3 separate regions of the Homo sapiens genome follow, and all the other regions are linked to region 1. A link is a loop called in an ENCODE intact Hi-C map of the cell type or tissue named here. Cell type or tissue: MCF 10A. All regions are shown on one strand.

The links. A loop is a pair of places that touch in the nucleus more often than their neighbours do. Peaks named below come from ENCODE experiments on the same cell type or tissue, not always from the same donor. Only the 100,000 strongest peaks of a DNase experiment are listed, where the experiment ranks them.
Region 2: a loop joins it to region 1, with 19 times the contacts of the local background. A loop is called at or near these places in 57 of 110 quality-filtered maps.
Region 3: a loop joins it to region 1, with 15 times the contacts of the local background. A loop is called at or near these places in 23 of 110 quality-filtered maps.

What each region holds. Positions count from the first base shown.
Region 1 is chr9:77,453,848-77,461,847 of GRCh38, reverse strand. The region is part of intron 2 of GNA14 (G protein subunit alpha 14); the gene reads left to right. It overlaps GNA14-AS1 (GNA14 antisense RNA 1), which reads right to left. Exons shown (of 5, transcript NR_121184.1): 2 at 5,326-5,553. It overlaps LOC124902185 (a long non-coding RNA gene), which reads right to left and starts at 4,765. Exons shown (of 2, transcript XR_007061598.1): 1 at 4,683-4,765. RefSeq lists an enhancer at 6,335-6,454. In MCF 10A, CTCF peaks have their summits at 3,667 (motif pointing left), 4,836 and 6,329 (motif pointing left); DNase peaks (open chromatin) are centred at 3,667 and 4,847.
Region 2 is chr9:77,645,912-77,653,911 of GRCh38, reverse strand. It overlaps GNA14 (G protein subunit alpha 14), which reads left to right and starts at 5,590. Exons shown (of 7, transcript NM_004297.4): 1 at 5,590-6,242. The coding sequence starts at 6,119. In MCF 10A, a CTCF peak has its summit at 4,283 (motif pointing right); no DNase peak of the experiment used is centred here.
Region 3 is chr9:78,118,090-78,126,089 of GRCh38, reverse strand. No RefSeq gene overlaps it. Among named protein-coding and RNA genes, the nearest start is that of GNAQ, 90 kb to the right of the region's middle. In MCF 10A, a CTCF peak has its summit at 4,384 (motif pointing right); DNase peaks (open chromatin) are centred at 3,249, 4,389 and 6,939.

The sequences.
Region 1 (8,000 bases):
TATGTTCTTTGGCTTTTACTCTTGCTCAGGAGAATATCAGAAAGCACTGGGCCTTTTTTAGGGAAAGACGGTTTGCTGGGATACTATTATTCAAGAAATTCTAACAGTAAACGCATGCTGATTTAAGAGAAGCATGTTTGGGGGGTATATATTGCCAATACCTTAAAATAAAAGTGAGTATAAAGCTATAAGGACTGTATCCATGATGATTTACTTCCTAATTGATCCTTATGATATAGGATCATGGTATAGGATCCCCGTGTTGTCATTTACCCCTTCTGATAAAGATGGTGAGCGAGGCTAAGAAAATGAGTTTGGAATAAAAAATGGAATCCCACCCAATTGCTTACAAGCTGTGTGACATCAGGCAAGTTGCCCAAGCTTTCTGAGCCCCGTTTTTTACTTTTTAGAATATAATAATTTTGTTCTAGAGGGATGTTTTAAGAATCACCGTTGAGGCCCAAGCCCATGTTTTATTCCAGAGCTTCTCAATGTTAATAATGCAAATGAACTACCCGGGATCTTGCTAAGGCGCAGCTTCAGAGTCATTATCTGGGGTGGGAGCCGAGATTCTGCATTGTTAGCAAACTCTCTTGCTCCCATGCTGGTGTGCTGTGGCTGGTCTGAGGAGCTCACTTTGGACAGCCAAGTTTTGCAGCACTCACAGCGCGGATGCCACCCCCTGCAGCCCTCCGCGGGGGCCTGGTGAGAGCCTGCTGGGGACCCACCTGGGACTCATGAAGGCCCATCATTCAGTGACTGATCAGCATGAGTGAAGGCTGGATATCTGCCACTTATCACAGCTAATGGAACTGTCTCCCTTAGATAAATTGAGTTAGAGAACAGCTTTAGGGTTAACAAACTAACTTTATACTTTATTTTCTGAGCCCTTGACGTCTGTGATCCCACTGGGTTGATTTGGTTTGGTTTTTCGGTGAGACCTGTAAGGGAGAGGTGCTATAAATAAATCCAATTTACAAAAAAACAAAGTCAACGACACTGGACCTGGCCCCTGCTCTTCCATCCACGCCCCACAGCCTGTGATGGTGATAATGCACTTCGTTCTTTTCATTCTTGGGCACACCCTTTCCATCCCCCATAGCCGAGGCGTAGTCAGGGGGCAGGTCTGGCTAAAGATGCTTTTTTGGCCCCTTCATTTCTTTCTCTTTGCTTCCTGCGTACTCGTCCCCACAGCCCTTTCTTTCCTAGGAGCTCCCGTGAGGACCTGCAGGGATTCTAGTCCATCACAGTTGCTTGCAGACGCCCTCCCAGCCAAGGCTCAGTCATTGGTCCCCGTCTGTCCAGAGTTTTGCCAGTTGGTTTATGAATTAATTTCCTGGGGCTGTCTTAACAAACTGAGTGGCTTAGAACAACAGAACTTTATTCTCTCAGAGGTCAGGAGGCCAGCAGTCAGAAATCAAGGTGTCGGCAGGGCTGGTTCCCCCTGGAGCCTCCAAGGGAGAATCTTTTCCATGCCTCTCTCCCAGCTGCTGCTGGTGGCCGGCAACCCTTGGTGTTCCTCGGCTTGCGGACACAACACTGCAATCTCAGCTTCCATCCTCACGTCGGCCTCTGCCCTGTGTCTCCCTCTGTCCTCTTCTGTCTCTTACAGGCACTCTCATTGGATTTGGGGTCCATCCTAATCCAACGTGACCTCATCTCAATCCGTACTTCAATGACATCAGTGAAGACCCTCTTTCCAAGTAAGGTTAAATTCCGAGGTTCCAGGAGGAGATAATTTGATGGAGACACGATTCAGCTCACTAGAGTTTGGAAGAATTTTTCTGATGGGAGGTTTGGAGGATGGGAGAAAAAGAACAGGGAGACCAAAGCAGAGAGGGAAATGAACTTGTCCGTGAGAAATGCAGGGAGCTATAGGGGATCCACGAGACCCATTGGTGCCCGCACAAGGACACAAACCAGTCTCCTCTGCCCGGCCACAGTGGGGTAGCGGGATGGGCAGGGCACAGAATGCCTGGCAGAGGGTGGGCGAGAGATGCCAGGAGGATATAAGGCACTTTCTAGGCCCCGTGGGCTGTGAGAAAGCCTTGTACCTGGAAGTCAGGGGAGTCTGGGGTCAAATAAGGACACATTATTAGGCTTGGCTGCTGAGAAGCTCATTTGACATTTGGAAAATAAAAAATGAAATTGTTGAGGGATCAGGCATTGCTAATAGCTTATAAGTAGCAGAAATTATAGGCCCAGCCTCCCCTGCAAGTGGGACTGACAGTGGAGAGCTCAGGAAAGAGCTTGCGGGTGGGACCTTGGAGATGAGGACCTGAGAGCAGTGGGGTCTCCTGAGGCAAGAGGCGGTGCCTGGGGCCGTATGTTGGGGAGGAAGTTGCAAAGAGACATCCTGGGTCTGCACACTGCCCAGGAAAGAGCACATGGAAGCAGACAGGAGGCGAGGCCAGGCGTCATTTTGCTTGGATTACCCAGGCAGGAGGGCACTGGAGAAGACTTTGAGGTGAGGGCAGGCTGGGCTTGGGCTGAGCTGCAGGCAATCTTACAGTAAGACAATCCCCCTGCTCCTTATGTTTAATTGTGGTAAAATATACCTAACATAACATTTGCTATTTTAGCCTTTTTTCTTTTTTTTCTTTTTTTTCCCTGAGACTGGGTCTCACTCTGTCGCCCAGGCTGGAGGGCAGTGATGTGATCTCAGCTCACTGCAACCTCCACCTCCCGGGTTCAAGTGACTCTTGTGCCTCAGCCTCCTGAGTAGCTGGGATTACAGGCGCGTGCCACCACACCCAGCCACTTTAGCCATTTTTAAGTGTACAATTCAGTGGCATTAAGTACATTCTCATTGTTGCGCATGTCCCTTACTTTTTTATCATGAGCAAGGGATGGAGGGCGATGACTTATTGTTGGTGACAGAGTGCCATGAGGAGGTGGGGCTAGAGTCTTGGGCAAGGGGGAGAAGAGGACAACCCCCCCCCCTCCAGCTTGTGATAAAAGGAGCTTAGGTTCTGCAGAGAGGTGGACTTTGTGGAACTCTGGAAAGCACAGTAGAGATACTGTTCAGGAATAAATGGGCCCTGATTTCTGCTGTGTCCCCTCGGGATGTAGCCCTGCTAATGCCAAATTTGCTTTGAAAGCCAGAGAAAAGCCCTCGATGTTGATAAACAATCTGTGATACAAAAGTGCACAGATTTCTTTAGTATCTTTACTCTAGGAAAACAGTACAGTAAATTGAGAAGAGACTTCAGTGCAAGTTCTCTTCAAATACGTGGGGCATCCTTATACTAAAAAAGCGTTTGTTGTTTATCCGAAATCCAAATTTAACTGATGTCCTGTATTTTTATTTGGCAACCATATTCTGATGAGACTTTGATATCTGGGCTAACTAAATCCGGAACTTTCGCTAACTGTGCCCTACTGTGATGGGGTCTTCTCACCAGTCACTAATCCATCAGAAACCCACTGCAGGTTCAGGCGCGCGTGGCCAGCGCATTCCTAGTCCGCCACACTGCTACCCAGACAGAACATCCACTGCTTCCACATTCTCCCCAGGCTGCAAAGAGTTCCCAGGAGACTTTCTTTTCCCCCCTCAAAGCTGTGCACTTGGGCCTGGTTTCACCTGCAGAGAAGTGGGTAATGGCTGATAGAGGAAGAAGCGGGTCCCTAAGACAGTCGCCTCTGCTCCACAGTGCCATCTAGAGGAAAGACAGGACATACGCTCTGAGAAGCGCAAGGCTGGGGTGTTAATAAGCAGGCCCTTGGGAAATCTGGAGTGCCCTGTTCCCCTCATTATGATCCCGATCCCAGGCAGAAATGCCTGTGGGCTATCACTACAAAAGGAAAACAACCAAAAATGCATCCAGGATTAAAACCACCGTTTCAAAAGCACATCATTAAAGCAAGCTGTGACCCAGATGTTTGTTTTGGTGTGCTTAAGAGTTTTTCAAGCAATTGAAAAGAGTGGAAAAAGTGAAACACCAAGAAAAAAGAAAAAGAAAAAAAAAAGCAGAGCAAGGAATGTTGTTGGATGATTCTCTGTGAGCCAAGGAGGACCTTTTTATTTAAAAATCTGTAAGCTTTGGTGTTGAGGGAGAACTACTACAAAACTAGACTTGAATTATCATTGGAGCAGGATTTTGAAAATTTATTAAGAGTAGCAGGCTGGGCGGCGTGAGGGTGTCTATAGCCCGGATGAAGGTGCTTATGAAGTAAAAGGCATGTCAATGGGAAATGTGGTCGCTGGAAACATGTAGTTAAATTCAGTGCAAAGAGTAGGACAACCTCACATGTGTCCTTGTGTGCAAGGGAAATCAGCTGCCCTCTTGGCTGCTTTCTCACACTCCGGTAGGGCATTGCCGGTCCATCACACAGAGCTGTCTATAAGACACTGATGGAGTACTATGGAAAGCTTACGGGCATACACAATTGGGCTTAGTCCCTTTACCACTCATTCACTTTATAATTGCAGGAAGCAACTTAAGTTCTCTTGTCAATTTTTATGTACTTCAAAGAACTACTAATAAAATTCGAATTTATAGAACATAGACCCCCAAGGGGCATTTTGTGTTGGTGATAATATTCTACTAACTTGAAAAGTTGCAGCAAAGATGCGCCTTCCACTAAACTCTAACTCAGTCTCTTTCTTTTTCTCTCTCCTTGTCTCTCTCTTTCTCTCTCGCTCCCACTTTCTCAAAGGGTCAGAATGCCTGGGTTCTTACCTTCATATTAGCTCTGAAACAGACTTCAAGATAAAACCTAGCTACGTCGTTCTGGCTGAAACTTTGTAAGTGTTAGGTATAAAGTAAGCACCCTGGGTCTTGCTTCTGTTAATGGGCTTGCAATTGTGGAAGCTGCCACTACGTGGCGTCGTGAGTCACAGTGAATCCTAGTGAGTCACAGGCATGAAACCTAAGTCCTGGCTGTCCCTAGTCAAGGCTATTTATGGTCCTAGGTAAGTACGTAAACTCGTCAGCTGTGTTTATTTTTTTTCATAAACATCACATTGATATTGATATGGATGTAAACCTCTGACAATAATTATTAGCTGATTTATTTTTTAAATATTGTATTTATTTTTACTATAATATTTTCCAATAACTATATTATATTTATTGTATAAATAATATCCTTTGGAGTAGGGTTAAAGAATGTGGGCTGGCATCAGCGATGTACCTTCAGAATGTGTCTTATCAACTCTAGTTTTTCATACTCTGTTTTAGAAAGAACATACGTTACTCCTCAGTTCCACGGTGAATATTAGCAAGTCTTCCATATGGAAACAGTCACATCGTGCTTTTGGGTCTTGGTGTCAGATATTCTCTTACACCTGTTTATAACTTACCAAGGAAAATGCTTACTTACTTGTTTCCAAGCCCTTCTTCTATTTCTGGAACTTCGTTTTCTACTTTCAAGCGGGGTTTAGCTATTACCAAGTTCTGTACTTCAGAGAAGTTTGTTTTACATTGTAGAAGAGCACTTGCCAGGCAAGATGTGCAGAAAACTATTCCTCTGGGCTTTACAACATGTGTAATGGTCTCTTTCTAGTCTGGAGAGTTGCACAGGCAGCCAACTGTCCCCACTCTTTCCTTCCTTTAAAATGTAAATGTATTTAAATCAATAGGGTGTGATGGTTAACAGCCTAGGCTCTGTTGGTCAGGCACGCTTGGAATTGAATGGTTGTTCTGGTACTACTTCTTATCTTCTCTAGGCCTCATCTGTTTCCTTATCTATTAAATAAGGGTATTAAAGTATCTTATTTCCTGGAGTGGTTGTAAAGATCATATATGATCATGCTTATACTAGGTGGTCACAATAATGGCTCAGTTTAGATTAGCTATTATTATTATTTTATTTCATTTTTATGTATACCCTATTTCCTTATACAACACATTAGAGGCTACTTATAAGACTGTCTACCTTAAAATAGTAATCAGTGCCAGAAAAGTTTTTGAATTAAAATGAAAGAGTGAGGCTGGGCAGGGGCCTGTGGGGGAATGAAACACAGGTATTGTAAGATACAAGTACTCATAAACTTCTACTCAGTTACTTAGACTTAGCCACATATTTGTTTCTGAGCTTCCCACTAGCTAAAGTGAAAAGAGAATCAGGTTCACTCATGCGATTCCTATGGACCACAAGGCAAAACCTACCAGTCTCTCAGCGAAGCATAAGGGGTCTTGGTTCTTAACTCCAAGAATATATATTCCTTATGTGGGGCATCATGTGAACAGAGACAGTAACCCTAACAATAACCCTATATGAGGTATCGTAGACACTTTAAAAATATAAGCCGAGGGAAAAGTAAGAGGTAGTTTTGCTCCCCAGAGAACTGGGAACAAGACCATGTGCTGGGCAGAATTCTGAGATTCACGCCCCCTGGTGTACACGTCCTGCATAATCTCTTCCCCTTTGGGTGTGGGCAGGACAGTGTTGGCTGTCACTCCCACGATTAGATTATGGGATATACAAAGTGAAGTCCCGATGTAATGAAGTCCCTAATCAGTGGCTTTAAGTAATCAAAAGGAGATAATCCTGGGTGTTCTGACCTAATCAGCCCATTAAAGAAGATCTAGAGTTCAAGGAGAGTCTCTGCTAGCCTTGAAGAAGGATACTGCCATGCTGTGAGAGAGCCACATGGCCAGGAACTGAGGGCAGCCTCTAGGAGCTGAGAGAGACCTTCAGGTGACAGCTGATGAGACAACAGGGACCTCAGTCCTACAGTCCTGAGGACCTGGATCCTGCCATCAGCCTGAATGAGCTTGGATGAGAGCACAGCCAGCAAACATCTTGATTTCAGCCTTGTGAGACCTTGCACAGAGAACCCAGTTATACCATTGCCTGGACTTCCGACCTACAGAAACTTTGAGATCATCAAAAGGTATTGTTTCAAGCTGCTGAGTTTGTGGCAATTTGTTACACAGCAATAGAAAACTAATGCAAACCATATGGCTGGAATCCACAGCCTTTGAATAGATTCAGAAATAAAATCCAGAACATCTAGGGCATTTCCCAAACTAAACATTCATGGGAGATGCTAATATATGTGTCACATTAAAAGCAAAACAACTTTTTTCGTTGACCCTGACTGTTCGCATTAGAAAGGCCTTTGCTCTACTGGTGGGGCAGAGAGTCAGGTTTCTGGGTTGTAAGCAACAGAAATAAACTGACTCACATTTGCAGAAGAGAGTTTATGGAAAGGCTATAGTGAGGTCATGGAATCAAGGAGCAGGCTAAAGAAACAGTCTCAGAATGGACAGGAACCTGAAAACTCCAGGGGTCTCACTTCCAAAAAAAAAAAAAAAAAAAATCCTGATGGCCAGTTGCCACCAAAATAAAAGAATTTCATCTGTTCCTTTTCCCCGTCCCCACTATTATCAGATAACTCCCCTCAAGGTTCAACAGCTCAGCAAAGTCTGAGTGGCCTGGCACTTAGCCACAGGAGAGCAGGAGACCTGAATTAACAGGTGTGCCAAGATGCACACAGCGAGCGAAAGGTTATCCTCCCAAGCTCAGTTGTAACCCGAAGGAGAGAGAATGGATAATGGGCCACCCAAAAACAAAGGGGGTTCACAGAAGTAGATCAGACTGACAAGTTTAGGGGTAGAATCTGAGACTTCCTCCTTTATGTCTTAGTGTTAGAGGAAAGGGGAAGTCACTTTTGTAAGAAACGGTGAAGACTTTGGAACCACCAAATCCAAAGCTTCAGGAGAAGTAGAAAGAGGGGAGCCGGGGGTGTGGGGTGGAACTACGCAGGTAGTGGAAGGCTGGGCAATGCGGTTCTTCCTTGTGAAATCCAAGATTTTGAAGAGATCGGATGCTGCACGGAGCGGGCGAGGAGCCTGAGCTTTGTGCCTGTGCAAATGAGAAGAGATACTGAATCATGAAGCTTTCACTTCTGAGCATTAGCAGAAACTGCAGCAAGACTTCTGACTTTTACAAGCTATGGAATCGGCTGGAGTCTGAGCAGTTTTATCCTGTGAGAAAATGGATCCCCAGTTGCCATTGAACTATATGTATTTGGCAAGTAGTGTATCGTA
Region 2 (8,000 bases), 190 kb before region 1:
TCTTTTGGAAGGGAATCTGGCCACATCTATTAAAATGAAAAATGTATTTATCCTTCAACCCAGCAGTCTCTTTCCTGGGAATCTATCTTACAGAAATAAAAACGCTAGCATATGAGGATTTATGTACAAAGATGCTTTTAGAGCTTTGTTTTTAGTGGCCCCAAACTGGAAACAAAAATGAGTACCTTTCAAAGGGAAAAGTTGAATAATATATGGTCCTTTCACATCATCTAGTATTATGTAGTCATTAAAAAGAATAAATCAGAGGTAAAACTGTTTACTTAGATTTCACAAAGTATTCTTGGATGAGAAAAACAAAATATAGAGTTCGTGTAATGTAGCTTCGTTTTAAAACTAATGATGACAAACTTACTCTGTGTATATTTACACGTCTATGAAATTATTTACTCTTATATAGGATTATCAGAGCACAAAGAAGTGAAGAATACATCCTAGGTTATTAACATGGGATCATTCAAGAAGAGAGTGATGTAAATGGAGGGGGAAATTTAAGCAAAAAGGAAAAGAAAACAAGCCAAATAATCACCTCCAAACTTCACATTTTAAAGAGTTTGATTTCTTCTTGAGATTCCCCAACTTCAATGAAAAGTCACATTCAAAAACAAACAATATCAATTCCTGCCTACTCACAGTCATGTGTGTTTGAAGGCAGACTTCATTGTCTATCATCCCAGCGTTTTCGGTAACAGTTATATAATAAACAATTTCTGGTCTTCAGACAGAGAATATTGTAGAGCAACATGTTGACATGTTGATTGCCTTAAAAAAAATAGATGTTGAGTGCAAGCAACCACTAGCATCAGTATTACACATCCATCTAAATATCCATCAGTTGGGAACAATAGATACTGGGGACTCCAATAGTGGGGAGTGGGGGCAGGGGAAAGGGGTGAAAAACTACCTATTAGTTACTGTGTTCACTAATGGGGTGACAGGTTCAATTAAAGGCCAAACCTCAGCATCACAAAATATACCCATGTAACTAACGTGCACATGTACCCACTGAATCTAAAATTTTTTTAAAAACAATCAATCAATCAATCATTATCCATCATTGCTCCATCAACTCTCACCTACCAAACTAGAGCCAATGGGTGGGATGGGGAGTAGAAGTGACGGGGAAGAAGGATTGAAAACATTTTAGAGAACACATTGAACTCAAACTGAAAAAAAAAGAACATATTGGATTCAGAAAAATGAATTAGAAAATTTGGAATCATTTACACTAACACATTCAGGAGATGGACAAGCAGACTCCCACTGATGACTGAGCTGCTTAAGAGTTGATACACGTACAATTAAAACTAAAGTTTTTCTCACTGAACTCTGGGTATTTGGCTTAAAAATAAAATAAAACTAAAGATGTGGTGGCTTATGCCTGTAATCCCAGTACTTCAGGAGGCTGAGGCAGGGGGACTCTATGAGGCCAGGAGTTCAAGACCAGCCCGGGTAATATAGTGAGACCCTGCGTTTACAAAATATAAGAATAAAAAAATAGCTGGACATGGTGGCATGGGCTTGTAGTCCTAGCTATTTGGGAGGCTGAGGTGGGAGAACTGCTTGAGCCTAGGAGTTCAAGGCTGCAGTGAGCCATAATCACGCCATTGCACTCCAGCTTGAGTGACAGACACTCTGGCTCTTAAAAAAAAAAAAGTTAAAAAACATTTTATTAAATAATAATACATACAGCAACCTTGATATTGGCTCTTTATATTTTATTCTTAAGAAAAAATATTGGCCACACCCTAGGAATGTGTCACAACTGCAGTTTGAAAAATGCTGACATAGAGCAGCAAAGGTACATTAGTATTAGTGCTTTGTGAACTTCCTCAAGGTCCTATTTTTACTCTATGTTACTTGTTAAGTTCAGAGACAATACACTTGTGAAAGTGAACTGCATCTTTCCAGCCCTCTATTTGCACATTTCCTTGGCATTCTGAATTAGAAACAGGGCAGTCATTCTCTCTAAGGGGGCCAGTGGCAGGTGAGGGCAGCTCATATATACAAGTTCTTCCTAAGTTATACATTCATTTGTTTTGTACTTGCTTATTGGTTTTCACTGTCTTCCACCACAAGAACCTTCTTTTCTTGCATCTCAGACTAATTCTTCTTGGTTTCAGTATTTAAGGTTAGTCAACTGAAACTTGCTAATTTAGGAATACCAGGATAAGTAAGAAAAACTCTTTACCTGTGAGTAACTCATAGATTAGAAGAAACAGACGGGTGTAATAGAGTGAGATGTTGACAGTGTTCCAGCAGTAGGGAAAGATGGATGTAACTGACAAGGGCTGGAGTTGCTTCCTCAGAAGAGATGTAATTGAAAAAGAAATTACCTAATTTTGCCTAGGGTAAGAGATGGTATTCCTGGAAGATGGAACAGCATGCACCGAGGCATGGAGGCAGGAGGTAGGGAGAACAGAAAATTCCATTTGTCTAGAGTTCCAGGAGAGTGATGGAAGATGAGGCTGCTGTGCATATCTGTAGGCCTGGGGAGCGCCCTCAGGTGACTCTGTGCTCTCACTGTTCTCTGGAAGGAAGCAGGAAGGGGTAGGTTCAGATTTCAGGGTCTCAGTTTTACTTCTTTCTACTAGACTATAGCTCTACCGAAAGTCTGGAATTGTCTTATTACCTGAATCCTCACTGCCTGGTACAGGGGCTGGTATGGACCTAGTGGACATTCAGAGGGATATCAGACAATTAGCTCACCCCTGTAGCCCCACACTTGGTGGATATCTGAAACTCAGGTCCAGTCTGCGCTCTCGTCTTCAAGATGAATAAAATAAAATTGCAGCTTTTTTGAAATAACTTAGGAAAATAAATATTCTCTTTTATTGAGAACTCTTCTCAAAACTACCCCTTCCTGGAAAGATGTTTCCAATGAATTAATATCTTAAAATTATTATCATTTTACCTTCCAGATTCTACAGATAAGGAAAACAGAGATGAATAAAACATAGAAGTATAAAAATGATTGACTTGTGATATCCCAGTTTTCTGTTTCTTACCAGTGGCTGATGCTCAATAACAACTTTAGGTTTTTGATTATTTTTAAATAAATTTATTTTGGATAAGTGTGAATGTCATCAAAGAAATAATGCATGTTAGAGTTGGGTGATCCTTTTGAGCTTATTCTGGCTTATCCCTCTCATCTTATAGTTAAGGAAAGTGGAGCCTAAATAATTTTATGCAAGCTGCCCCAAATTTTTTCTTTCTTTTTTTTTTTTTTTGAGACGGAGTTTGGCTCTTGTTGCCCAGGCTGGAGTGCAATGGTGTGATCTTGGCTCACCACAACCTCTGCCTTCCGGATTCAAGCAATTCTCCTGCCTCAGCCTCCCGAGTAGCTGGGATTACAGGCATGTGCCACCACACCCAACTAATTTTGTATTTTTAGTAGAGATGGGGTTTCTCCATGTTGGTCAGGCTGGCTGGTCTCGAACTCCCAACCTCAGGTGATCTGCCCGCCTCGGCCTCCCAAAGTGCTGGGATTACAGACGTGAGCCACTGCACCCAGCCCAAATTTTCTAATGAACAATGAAAATCAACCAAACAGCCATGACTCACAGCAAGCTACCTTTTTGATGTGTGTCCCTTCAGTCTCTTAAAAATGTGTATGCGTATTCTTATACTAAAATCTTATCATACTCTTTATATTTTTGGATCTTGCCTTTTTCATTCAATATATTTTGAGGATTTTCTCCAAATTTATTCACATGTTTACTACTCGCATATCCACATATTTAATGGCTCCAAAACATCTCATTGTATGGATAAACCATGATTTAAGTGATCTCTTCCCTGTTGTTAGGTATTTAGGTTGTGAGTTTTTGTTGTTGTATTGGCAATAAAACCTTTGCATCAGTCATGAGGCTTCTTTCTAGTTATTTCTTAAGGGAGAAATTACTGGTTTGGCCGAAGGGGACGGACATGTTTAAGGCTTCAGATATATACTGCCAAGCTGACTAGCCCAGGAAAGTTGTACAGATTTGCCCTAATCAATATGTTTCATAACTGTTTTTGAAATCTTGCCAACTTTAAACCTAATAGGTCAGTATCAGTAATTCCCGTTAACGTAAGAGTTCAAATTTGCCCTAGTTTTAATCATTTAAAAATTTTTTATAATTTTTAAATGATAACAATTATGATGCAACCATGACTTTGAGAAGCCAAGAGATCTTATTCTCAAATTGTAAATGAATCCGTAAGAGCTAAGAGAGAAGAAACAGGCTATTAAATGGCCAAAGATCAAATCTGAAATGTCCAGGAGTTTTCCTGTAGGGGTCACTGTTACTGTCAATTTATGCCTGCAAGAAAACTAAAATAGTCACACATTAAAGCATGTATGCACATTTTTAATGTCTGATTCCTCTACATTTCTTAAACTGTAAAATAATAAGAACATGCAGCCAGATAGCATCGCGATACCAACTTCTTTATATAATGACACGTACCATTCCACTCAATGTGCTCCTCAGTTTGAATTTATAAAATATATGCTACTCAAATGAAAGGCACTTATGCCTGCTCTTAGTAGAGGAAGCGCTAGCTAATTGCCTAACGCCCCATTAGCATATGGCCTATACTGACTTGAGAAGGAAAGAACGTTCATTGCTGTGGCCAATAGGATCCCCTCTCCCCACCTTCCCTTTTCTGCATCAAAATCTACACAGACAAAAGTCAGATGTTGTAATATGCATTTTATCGTGTCACTTAAGTACTAAGAGGTGCTTTTAAAGTTTTTATTAATGCTGCTCAAACTTGACCCCGACGGTCCAGGATACAGGCCAAGGTGTCAGTGCGGACACAATCGCAAGGCGGCTGTTAGGCTTCAGGGCTGGGCAGGAAACTTGCCAGGTGCTACTAGGAACGTATCAGCCCTTTCTACAAAGCAGGTGTCTTTCCCATCATAAAATGCAAAGCAATCAGCCGTTCCCTTTCTCCCCAGCCCCCTCGTCCGGAGACCGAGAGGATATTTACCCTGGGCTCTTGCAGTTCTCTTATAACTGAACCCAGCGGCGGCTCCTTCTCCGAGCTCAGAGCCAGCAGGCTCAGGCCCAGCCACACTTTACAGGCAAATTGCCGAGCTGACCAAGGGCTTTGGCCAAGCCCGAGCTGGGCCGGGGCGTCCGGGAAGCGGAAGGAGCCAGTCTAGGAAATCCGGGTGTGCGTGGTGGTGAAGCTGGTGGGCAAGCTTCCACTTCAGGTCCGGGGCTTTGTGTCCCGCAACAGACGCTTGGCGCCGCTCCTCTTCCAGCCTGCTGCCGCCTTCTCCGAGCGAGTGAGTTGGCGAAACTCACTCACCTGTCGGAACCCGGTGCCTGGCGGCCAGACGCGCAGATTACAGCAAACCTTGGCCGGGACGCCCCAGCCAGGGAGGCAAGTGTGGGAGCTGCTCCTAGAGGTGCCAGCTCCCACCCCCAGCTCCGCGCCCCCTGCTCGTCCCCTTTCACTTCCAGGCGCCTTCGGCTTGGGGTGCCCAGAAGGGCAAGTCCAGCAGACGCCAGGGCTGCAGGTTCAAGATGCTCCGCCTCCTCCTGCCACTTAGAGCCACAAACGCTAGCGGGAACCTTTCCACTCAGTCTTAGTCTGCGGTCACTGCTGAGGTTTTCAGAACTTTCCAGGCAAAGGCCAGCCAGGTCCTTTGCCTCCAACCCACTCCGCGCCTACCTCCCGCCTGGGGACACCCCTAGGCCCAGGAGATCCTACTCTCCCCCGAGCACCGACGTTCCAACTCGTCTGCGCCCCCGACTGCTGTCCGGCTCCTGTGCCAAGGGGCGCGCGCATCTTCCCGGGGCCAGCAACGCTCCCAACTTCTCGACTCGCCCTCCTCCTCCCCAGAGCGAGAGTGGGGCGGGCTGAGCCCGGATCCGGGGTGCACTCGAGCGTTCCCAGCGCTCGGCATTCACCCCGCCTCAGAGCCGACTTTCGAAGGGGGATTGAGCCTCGGAGGTCCAGGCGTCTTACTCCAAAGCTCAAGTCGGCCCCCGTCTTTTCTTTCCACACCCCTGTGCCCGTCGCATGCTGGCCGGGTGAGCGGCCGGGCCGAGGATTCGGGTGCCCGGGGCCGCGTCGCCCCGTCGGGTACTGAGCTGAGCGCACCATGGCCGGCTGCTGCTGCCTGTCCGCGGAGGAGAAGGAGTCGCAGCGCATCAGCGCGGAGATCGAGCGACAGCTTCGTCGGGACAAGAAGGACGCGCGCCGTGAGCTTAAGCTGCTGCTGCTGGGTGAGTGGCTGCGTCTCCGACTCCAGTGAGCCGGGCGTTTTTCTTCCGAGCCCTCCCGGCCTCTCCACTGGCACCCGCGCGGCCCTGGAGCCCAGCGGGGTGCAGGGCGGCTTCGTCCTTCTCCCCCTCGGAGCTCACGGATGCCAGCAACTTGGGGCCTTAGGTGCCTGTTCTTTCCATCTCTGGCTGGGCGACTTGCAAAAGCAACACCTTCCCCTGCCCCAAAACAGGATAGGGACCTGTAACACTTAACCTCTTGACCGCTGTACCTTATGTGTTCCGGTGTGCCCCTCTCCTCAAAACCCCGTCCACTCCTCCGCCCGCAGCACACCCAGCTTGGGGTCTGTGGTGACCCACATCTTGGGTTCAGCGCTAGCTCTGACCCGTACGCTTTCAGTTCTAGATGAAGCATCTTGAGAATTTACCATGTGCCAGATCGTGCTAAGTTCTTAAGGGCATCACCACCTGGTGATGCGGGCAGGTGATATCGCTATTCTAGAGAATTAAAACATGGAGGCCTGGAGAACTGACCAACTTGCCCTGATTGAGAAAAGGCAAAGCCGATGCTAGGTCAGCTGTGGGGGTGAAGCCCATGCCGTTGCTGCTCCTCTGACCGTGAGCTCCTATGCCTGCCTCCCATGGGGGTCCCTCAGGCCTTTGTGTTTGCAGCGGACCCAAACCTCCCTTGCCCAGCTTGACTCAGTGTGTCCACGTCCTAGGATTCAGCTTGGCTGCCCTGGTGCCTCTGGCAGGTCTTCATCCAGCTCTTTTGGTGTCTCTGCAAAGGTCTGGGTAGGACATCCACTTTCAAACACAGAAAGAACACAGTTTAAGGTTTGCCCAAGTTATGCCATGAGGCAAGGATCCCATCTCAGACTTTCTAGAACGCTGTCAACACATTTGCTGTTTGAGGAATATTTTACCTTTTCTACCTTTCAGACCATGATATCAGCTGTCAATTTTTTTCTAGATAGCCACAAAGATTTCAACTTTTTTTCTTTCACCCCTTTTGAACAGGAATCTTCTCTTATACCATCTATTTATTCATCTTTATTCCTTGTATAGGAATCACCCTCCCAGAAAGCTTCAAGGAAAGAAAAAGTTGATCTAGTTAGTGTAATATAGAGAAGGCTCTCAGCCAGTATGGCCTTCAGACCTGGGCGGAAGAACCCCCTTATCCTTATCCCCTGGGTTTAAAGGGCCCAGTCTGGCCTTCTGGGGGTTGGGGGGGGGTGTGCCCCTCCCCACAGAGCTGGAAGTCTGTAGGTCCAAAGGGGCTTGCTACCCAGAGACCATGCTGCCCCCTCCCTCCCAAGACCTGGATGGAATGAATACCCAGCCCAAAGGGACCCATACCAGCTTCTAAGGCCTGAGCCCTAGAAAAGAAGGCAGACCTGATCCCTGGAGAGCTCACAAAGGGGCAGCTGTTTGCTGGGGCGTAAAAGTGCTTGGAAATGTGGGCTGGGTAGGAGTGGAGGGAGTCCCCGTGGGTGCCCAAGAGGCCCCCCTAGGAGAGAGGGAGCTTGGGTGGGGAAGGGAAGGGGCTCTGTTCATTGGCCAGGTCTGCTATTTCTGTGTCTGACCCATAACTTTGAAAAGTCTGAAAATTCTAAATTGTCCCTGGCCTTCTAGGCTGTTATAAAGCTACCTTTGTCAAGGGAGGAGGAATACGTGAGAATTTGCTAGCTTGATTAACACTAGAAAATAACTATGGGTGCGGGGCTTTGTACTTTTGCCCTGAACCCCACAAACCAGAGG
Region 3 (8,000 bases), 660 kb before region 1:
GAGGCAAAGTGAAGGGGCCAGGATGGCTGGGGCACGGTGAGTGAAGGGAGAATAGAGAGAAAGGGGCTTACGGGAATGGGAAAGGGATCACAGTGGGCCCTGTGGGCCATGAGAAAGACTGAGGATCTTACTGAAATGAGCTGGTAAAATCACTGGGAAATTTTGAGGGGAGAAATGGCCATGATCTGAAGGAATTTTTAAAAGAATTATTTGGCCACTCTATACAGCAGTGGTTCTCAGACTTGAACATGTATCAGAATCATAGTGGAGGGCTTATTAAAACACAGATTACTAGACCCCAGAGATTCTGATGGACTAGGTCAGGTGTGGTCCAGGAGAATTTGCATTTCTAGCAAGCTCCCAGATGATGCTGATGCTGCTGGTCTGGCGCCACCCGGTAAAGACCACTGGTGTAGATAATCATCTGTAAGGGGCAATTGTAGAAGCAGGGAAACCACTTAAGGGGCTATTTGCAATAAACCAGATGATGATGGCTTTGATAAACCAAGTGGTAGCAGAGGAGGTGGTGAGAAGTGATTGGATTCAGGATACAATTTAAATATAGAGCCAATGAGATTTGCCAAATGATCAAATATGGGGCATTATGAGAGAAAGAAATGAATCAAGAATTCTAGATTATGCAATTAGATGAATACAATTGCCATTTACTGAGATAGACAAGAAAGATGGTTGGGGTGTGGAGAAAGAATTTAGGAGTTTAGTTTGGGAAATGTTAAATTTGTTATGCCTGTTAAAGATACCCAAATGGAGGTGTCAAGTAAGCCTTTCTTTAGAGGAGTCTGGAATTCAGGGGAACGTCCTGGTCTGGAGATAGAAATGCAGGGATCGTCAGCATACAGATGGTATCAGAAAGACTGAGCTCATCAATGGAGGGAATGAAGGTAGAGAAAAGGTTCAAGGATGGAGCTCTATGGCAATCCAATGGTTAGAAGTCTGGGTGATGAAAGGAACCCGTAATGAGAGAGAAGTGGCCAGATAGGTTAGAGGAAATCCTGGACAGTGTGATGCCCTGGATGTCAAGGGAAGCAAGTATTTCAATAAGTTCAGGTTTCTTTGCTACAAAGCCAGCTTGTCATTACAATTACCACCAAGAATCCACTGTGAAGGAGGAACTACTGGCTATGATAAGCTATGCTACATTTTGACCTTATGAAGAAACAATTCCAACCAGAAAAGATGGTCACTAAGATTGAGATTTATTTTCTTTTTCATATACACTTTTGAGCTGATTTTATTTTGGCAACCAAAAAATACAGCATTGACCCAATGTAATCACTGAAATGGACTGGAATATTTTCTTTCACCTTCTAGTGTTCTGTGTAATTGACATTTTTCCTTGAAGCAAATCCTCCAATTCTGAGAGATGGAGCTATAAATCTGAGTGGTTATATGTGTGGTCAGACTGCTGGGAATTTGTATGGGTAAATTTGATAAATGTTTCCAGAGGTGCAGTGCAGGCACTCTTTTTCCTACCCCTCTCCATTTATTCTCTGACAGTGGTTCTTGGAATTCTCTGTTTATTCAACAGTAAAAACAAATTAATATTTCAAATTGCTCATTCATTATCTCTGTGAAATCTGGTCTTTAATTTCTTACTTTTTCTAAGCAGGTTAGGAGCAGCCATGCCTGTAATGGCTGGGGAAGACTAGAGGTGGAGCCTGTGTGGGATTTGGGGTTGGTGACAATAGGTGGGAAGAAGAGGATCTGGATTTCTTTTGGAAGCCTGAAGCTTTGGGAGCAATCTACTATCAGGGTTGGGATAGGTTCTGCCATCCATCCACGTGGGTTTGTCTAGCCAAGTAAAGGAAATGAAGAACACATGGCCTAGAGCACCATGCTGCTCATCCTGGTTAGACACAACTGCAAGCACATCAGCTTTGCTCTCCACACTGAGTCCCCAACGTTCTCACTGCAAAGAACTCTCAGGCTTGCTTCTCTGAAAAATACAATTGCTGGCAACTCAAGATGCACAAAGCAGGACCATTTATTGCATCTCTTATCAAGGCATATCTGATGACAAGTCAGCCTTACTCAGCAAAATCTCATTACAGAACATTCATCTCACACAATTTTATACTGCTTCATTTTGTGAGTTACAACTTCAGAGGACTCATCTTTACATGTAAGTAGTATATAAAAACATACACCACAGACCATGTATTGCTTCTTACTGTAAGGAAAAATACCACTTGTTAAGTCAGCATTATTTCCCCCAAGTAAATTAGGTAAATAAGACAATGCCCAAATCTGTGCATTGCAACTCTGCAGGTGATACAACTGCTGGGGACTTGACTTCAGAAGAAGTGGATGAGGACAGCACATTGCTGTACGCTGTTTCTCTGGGGAAATGTAGGTGTTGGTATTCAGCACTGCTGCATGTAGAAGCTGCCCAAGCACAGGCTTCACGGAGCTATAGTTTGCTTCTCTATAAGGAGAAAACAACTGTTGGTTATTCAGGTTTTCTTCTCAAATGAGTTATTGAAATACTTATGGCTTGAAGTGTAATCTCTCCATGTCTTGTTCATTCAACAACAATTGCTTTTACATGTCAGACACTGATCTATGTGCTTGGAATATGTTACAGAAACATACAAAAATACAAAAATTCTTGCTGCCTTGGAGTTCATATTCTAGTTGGGGGAGAAAAAGTAACTAAAAATGTAATAAATAGTTAAATTATATAATGTGTTGGAAAGCCATAAAATGACATGGGAAAAGTGAAGCATGATAAGAAGTTTGGTAGAGAGAGAGCAACAGGTTGCAATTTGAAGTAGAGGAGACAGAGTAGCTTCATTGAGAGGGTGACATCCAAGAAAAGATTTGCAGGAGGTGAAGTAGTAAGCTAAGTGAATCTCCTGGGGAAAGTGCTCCAGGCAGATGAAAGAGCCAGTGCAGAAACAAGCCAGGCACATGTCAGGAAGAGCATGGAGACCAGTATGGCTAGAGTGGAGTGAATAAGGGAGAGAATAACAGGAGTTGAGGTCAAAGAGGTGATGGGGCCCTGCTTGTAGAAGGCCTTATTGGCCATCTGAGGGACTTGGCATTTAGTTTGAGTGAAATGGGAAGCCTTGGAAAGATTATAGGCAGAGAGATGATATGATCTGAGTTACATTTTAAGAAGATCATTCTGGTTTCTATGTTAGGAATAGTCTCTTGGAACACGAGTTTGACAGCAAAAAGACCAAAAGGAGGCTGTAGCAATACTCCGGGCGAGAGAGGGTGATGACTCAACCCAGGGAGGGAGTGGCGGCCAGAGGTATGAGTGAGAGGGTCAACAATGACACCAAAGATTTTAGTATGAGCAATTGGGAGCTTCTATCATCTGAAATGGGAAAACCCTCTAATAGAGTAGATTTGTGGGAGAAGATGAGAACCCCATTTTTGGACATGTTAAGTTTAAGGGGTCTCCGAGAAATCTCAGTGGACATATCAAGTAGGCAACTGCGTATATGAGTCAGGGATTCAGGAGAGATGTTAGTTACAATATAAAAAATTGGGGTTCATTGGCATATTGACAAAGGAGTTTATTAAGAAAGTGACTGTAGGGAAAAGAAAACCAAGGACTGATTCTTGGGGCAATCCAAATGAACTGATCTGGGAGAAGAGGGGACTACAATCAAGACCAAGAAGGAAGAATCAGTGAGATATGAGGCAAATGAGAAAGAGTGTGGTGTCCTGGGCGCCAAGTTAAAAAAATATATTAAGGAAGAGGGTGATCAGCCATGCCATTGGATTTGCAGGTAAATTTCCTCCTCTATAAAATTCAGGTCATATGTTATTTGGATATTGGGGTATCCTGTTTAAAGAATTTCCAATTAAAAGCTTTTTATTCATTAAAAAATAAAATAAAGGCTGGGCGCAATGGCTCATGCCTGTAATCCCAGCACTTTGGGAGGCCGAGGCGGGCGGATCACCCGAGGTCAGGAGTTCAAGACCAGCCTGGTCAACATGGCGAAACCCTATCTCTACTAAAAATACAAAATTAGCCGGGCATGGTGGTAGACACCTGCAATCCAAGCTATTCGGGAGGCTGAGGCAGGACAATCGCTTGAACCTGGGAGGTGGAGATTGCAGTGAGCCGAGACTGTGCCACTGCACTCAAGCCTGGACAACAAGAGTGAAACCCTGTCTCAAAAATAAAAATAAAAATAAAGTAAAATAAAATGCAGGTAATGATAGTGTCTGCCTGATAGGCTTAAATAAGATACTATATGTGAATTGCCAGTCACAATACCTAATGCTAGTATGGGCTATTATAATAATAAATAGTATACTATTTATTATTTTTATTCCTAACATCTCTGAAAAATCACTTATCACTATAAAGCTGTTCACTCACCAAGCTAGCCCCAAGGGGGCGCTCAAAGCCTTCCCTTCTTCCCCATTACTTTTCCTACAAAAGGGAACTCAAATTTAGATGTAGGACAAAATGAACTCTCATTGGCAACTGAACCATTTTGTAGCAAAGACTGGAAAACCCAATGCAGCGAGTGTCAAACTTCAGTGTGGATAAGAGTTACTCGAGGAGCTTGTTAAAATGCAAGACCACAGCAGGCCCAACAGATCAAATAAATCGGAAGGGAACCTGTTTTCCCACCCCAGGTGATTCGAATATATGTATTCTCATGATGCTCTAGTATGGGGCAGGAGGGTGGTAAAAATAATAACTAGCCTGGAGTAAATATTCTCTTCCTCTCTTCTTCTTGGGACCTTGAAATGAGTTTTGCTCTTCCTTTTTTCCTCTCTTCCATGTAGCCAGTGAGGTAAGCCATCCCTGGTGCTTCCTTGGACTGGGAGGTCCCAGCAGGACCAAGATGTTTCTACAAAAAGCACAGTGGAGAGGGCGGCTTGGGCTTGCTTTTAGTTTGTCGACATCAGAGGACACAAAGTGATGCCTGCCAGTCCACATCTGGCCCCCAGATTTGTTTTATTTGACCTGAACAGAATTGGCCCATCCAGTGCTTTAATAAAATTTGAATTTGTTTTCAACATTTAAAACTCAGGAGATTTCACATACAAACCCAGATTTCCTGCTTCTCTGGAACAATAAGAAGATGTGAAACCTGGCCCCGTGTTCCTATACGGCAAAGCTGCTTCCTTTAGATGGGTGTGGACTCTGGAATCTGCCACCATCCCCTTCATTCTTTATTGTTCTCCCCAAAGTCAGGTGTCGGTTGCTATTTATCATCATACATACACTCCTATTTTCCTTAAAGTTGAAGAAAACGAAGCATTTCTTTAGAAAATGAGGATATAACAAGAGGAGTAGTGTTTTTAAAAATAAATTTTCTTATACCAGACCCCTTTTCTCGTTTGCATTATGGGCCTGTCTTCTCTAGGCATTTAAGTTTGCTATTGCAGGTCTAGCTCTTAATCCAGAGGTGAAAAGTTGTCTTTATATTAAAGAATGATGTGGAATATCACAGCAGTAAAAAGGAGCAGAACTACTAATGCACACTAAAATTAATGAATTCCAAAAGTTAGGCTGAGCAAAAGAAGTCAGACACAAAAGCATAATACTATATAATTCCATTTAGATGAAAAATTCTAGAAAAGTTGAAACTAAGCTATAGTAACAGAAAGCAGAGCAGTTGTTTCCTAGGACAGAGGTTGGCTGCAAAGGGCATGAGAAAAAGTTTCTGGAATGATGGAAGTGCTCTATCACTTAATTGTAGTGGGACTTATATGCAGAGATATATATTTGTTAAATCTCATTGACGTGCATTGTATTTTATTTTATTATTTTTTTAGACAGAGTTTCTCTCCTGTTGCCCAGGCTGGAGTGCAATGGCCCGATTTCAGCTCACTGCAACCTCCACCTCCTGGGTTCAAGCGATTCTCCTGCCTCAGCCCCCCGAGTAGCTGGGATTACAGGCATGCACCACCACACCTGGCTAATTTTGTATTTTTAGTAGAGACAGGGTTTCTCCATGTTGGTCAGGCTGACCTCAGGTGATCCACCCACCTTGGCCTCCCAAAGTGCTGGGATTACAGGCGTAAGCCACCACGCCCAGCCTGATGTGCATTTTAAATAAATGTTTTTCTTGCATGCCTATTATACCTAATAAAGTTGATTCTTTTGTTACCTAATAGAATTGTCCAAGGAAAGAGATGGAATAAAGTGGGCCCTTGCCTAGGGCTCTTTTTTGCCTATCGCTGTCTGGAATTTACTATAGTAGGTGGGAGAATAGAATAGAATAGAATTTCAAGATTCACAGGCATTGTGACCAATATTTATGTCTCCTGGAGATGTAAATAACATTTGGCAGAAGGCAACAGACCCAGTTGAGAGTTCAGTTGGTAGAGGAGGCATGGATTGTGGCACAAGTTCCTCCAGAGACTTTAAACTGCTGGAAGACCTGCTCTTCAGCCTCCTTCCATGTGAAGAGAGCCTCCTGGAGGCCCTGGGAGAGGAGCTAGTAAGCTGCATGAGGCGCTGGCAGAAATGTGGGGGCTTTTCTTTTTTCCCTTCTTTCCTTCTTCCTGCTCCTTCTTTGATAAACTCACACTCCGGAACCTCAATCTGCAAAGGCATCTTTTATTCGTGGTGGGCGACATTCCTTGGTGAGAAAGCAAAATCTGGTCTGGGCGACCCTGGATATCCTCCTGGAGGACCAGGGCAGGCTCACCTCCAAATACACAGGGCTTTGGGGTGTAGGCTTTTGGCTTGGTTGTATCTGACATTGCAGGCAAATGCCCCATCTTTCCTCCTTTCTTGTGTTTCTTAGTCAGGATTGAGAAACTGACTTGCACTGTAAAAAATGCAAAGCAATAGAATTTTTATGGTTGACTTGGCCAACTTACAAGAACCTGACAGAGCTCTCAGTAAATTCAGAACTGAAGAACTCATTACGTGGGAGTATTAACAGATACTATGGGTACTCCACCCATATTCTCTTGCCCTTACCACTTCCTCATAAGCTGTTTGATTTCAACAGCAGCACCTGCATTTCTTTGCCTGAGGGTTTTCCAGTGAGGTTGTACCATTGTGCATTCCCACCAGCAATATCTGAGAGTTCCAGTTGCCTCTCATCATCAACAGCACTTGATATTATTGTCAGGTTCTTTTTTAAAGTTATTCTAGTAAGTGTAGCATTGTCTCATCATGGTTTTAACTTGCATTTCCGTAATGACTAATGATGTTGAGCACCTTCCATATGTTTATTGGCTACCAATATATCTCCTCTGGTGAAGTATCTGTTCAAAACTTTGCTATTTAAAAAAAAAAAACTTGGTCTTTTTTTGGTTGAGTTTTGATAGTTCTTCATATAGTCTGGCTTCAAGTTTGTTGTCAGAAGAGTGCTTTACAAATATTTTTTCTCTGTCTGTGGCTTATCTTTTCTTTTCTTTTTCTTTTTCTTTTTTTTTTCTTTTCTGTTTTTGAGACAGGGTCTCACTCTGTCGCCCAGGCTGAAGTACAGTGGCACAATCTCGGCTCACTGCAACCTCCACCTCCCAGGTTCAAATGATTCTCCTGCCTCAGCCTCCCGAGTAGCTGGGACTACAGGGACTACAGGCACATGCCACCACACTGAGCTAATTTTTGTATTTTTAGTAAAGACAGGGTTTTGCCATGTTGGCCAAGCTGGTCTCAAACTCCTGAGCTCAAGTGATGTGCCTGCCTCAGCCTCCCAAGGTGCTGGAATTACAGGTAGGAGCTACCATGCCTGGCCCGTCTTTTTGTAATGTCTTTCATAGAGCAAAAGTTTTGCATTTTGATGAAGTTCAACTTATTGATTGTTTTTCTTTTATGGCTGTGCTTTAGGTATCAGATCTGAAACTATTTCCCTAATCCAAGCTCACATTCAGAATCAACACCTGTTTCTGATTCATTTTGAGTTAATTTTTGTACATGGTGTGAGAAATGAATCAAAATTCATTTATTTGTCTAATTCTTCCAGTTATTTCTTGATAATATATTTCATATAAGGTCTTTTTCCAATATTACTCCACTTGTTTTTCCTTTCTTTGCGCCCCAG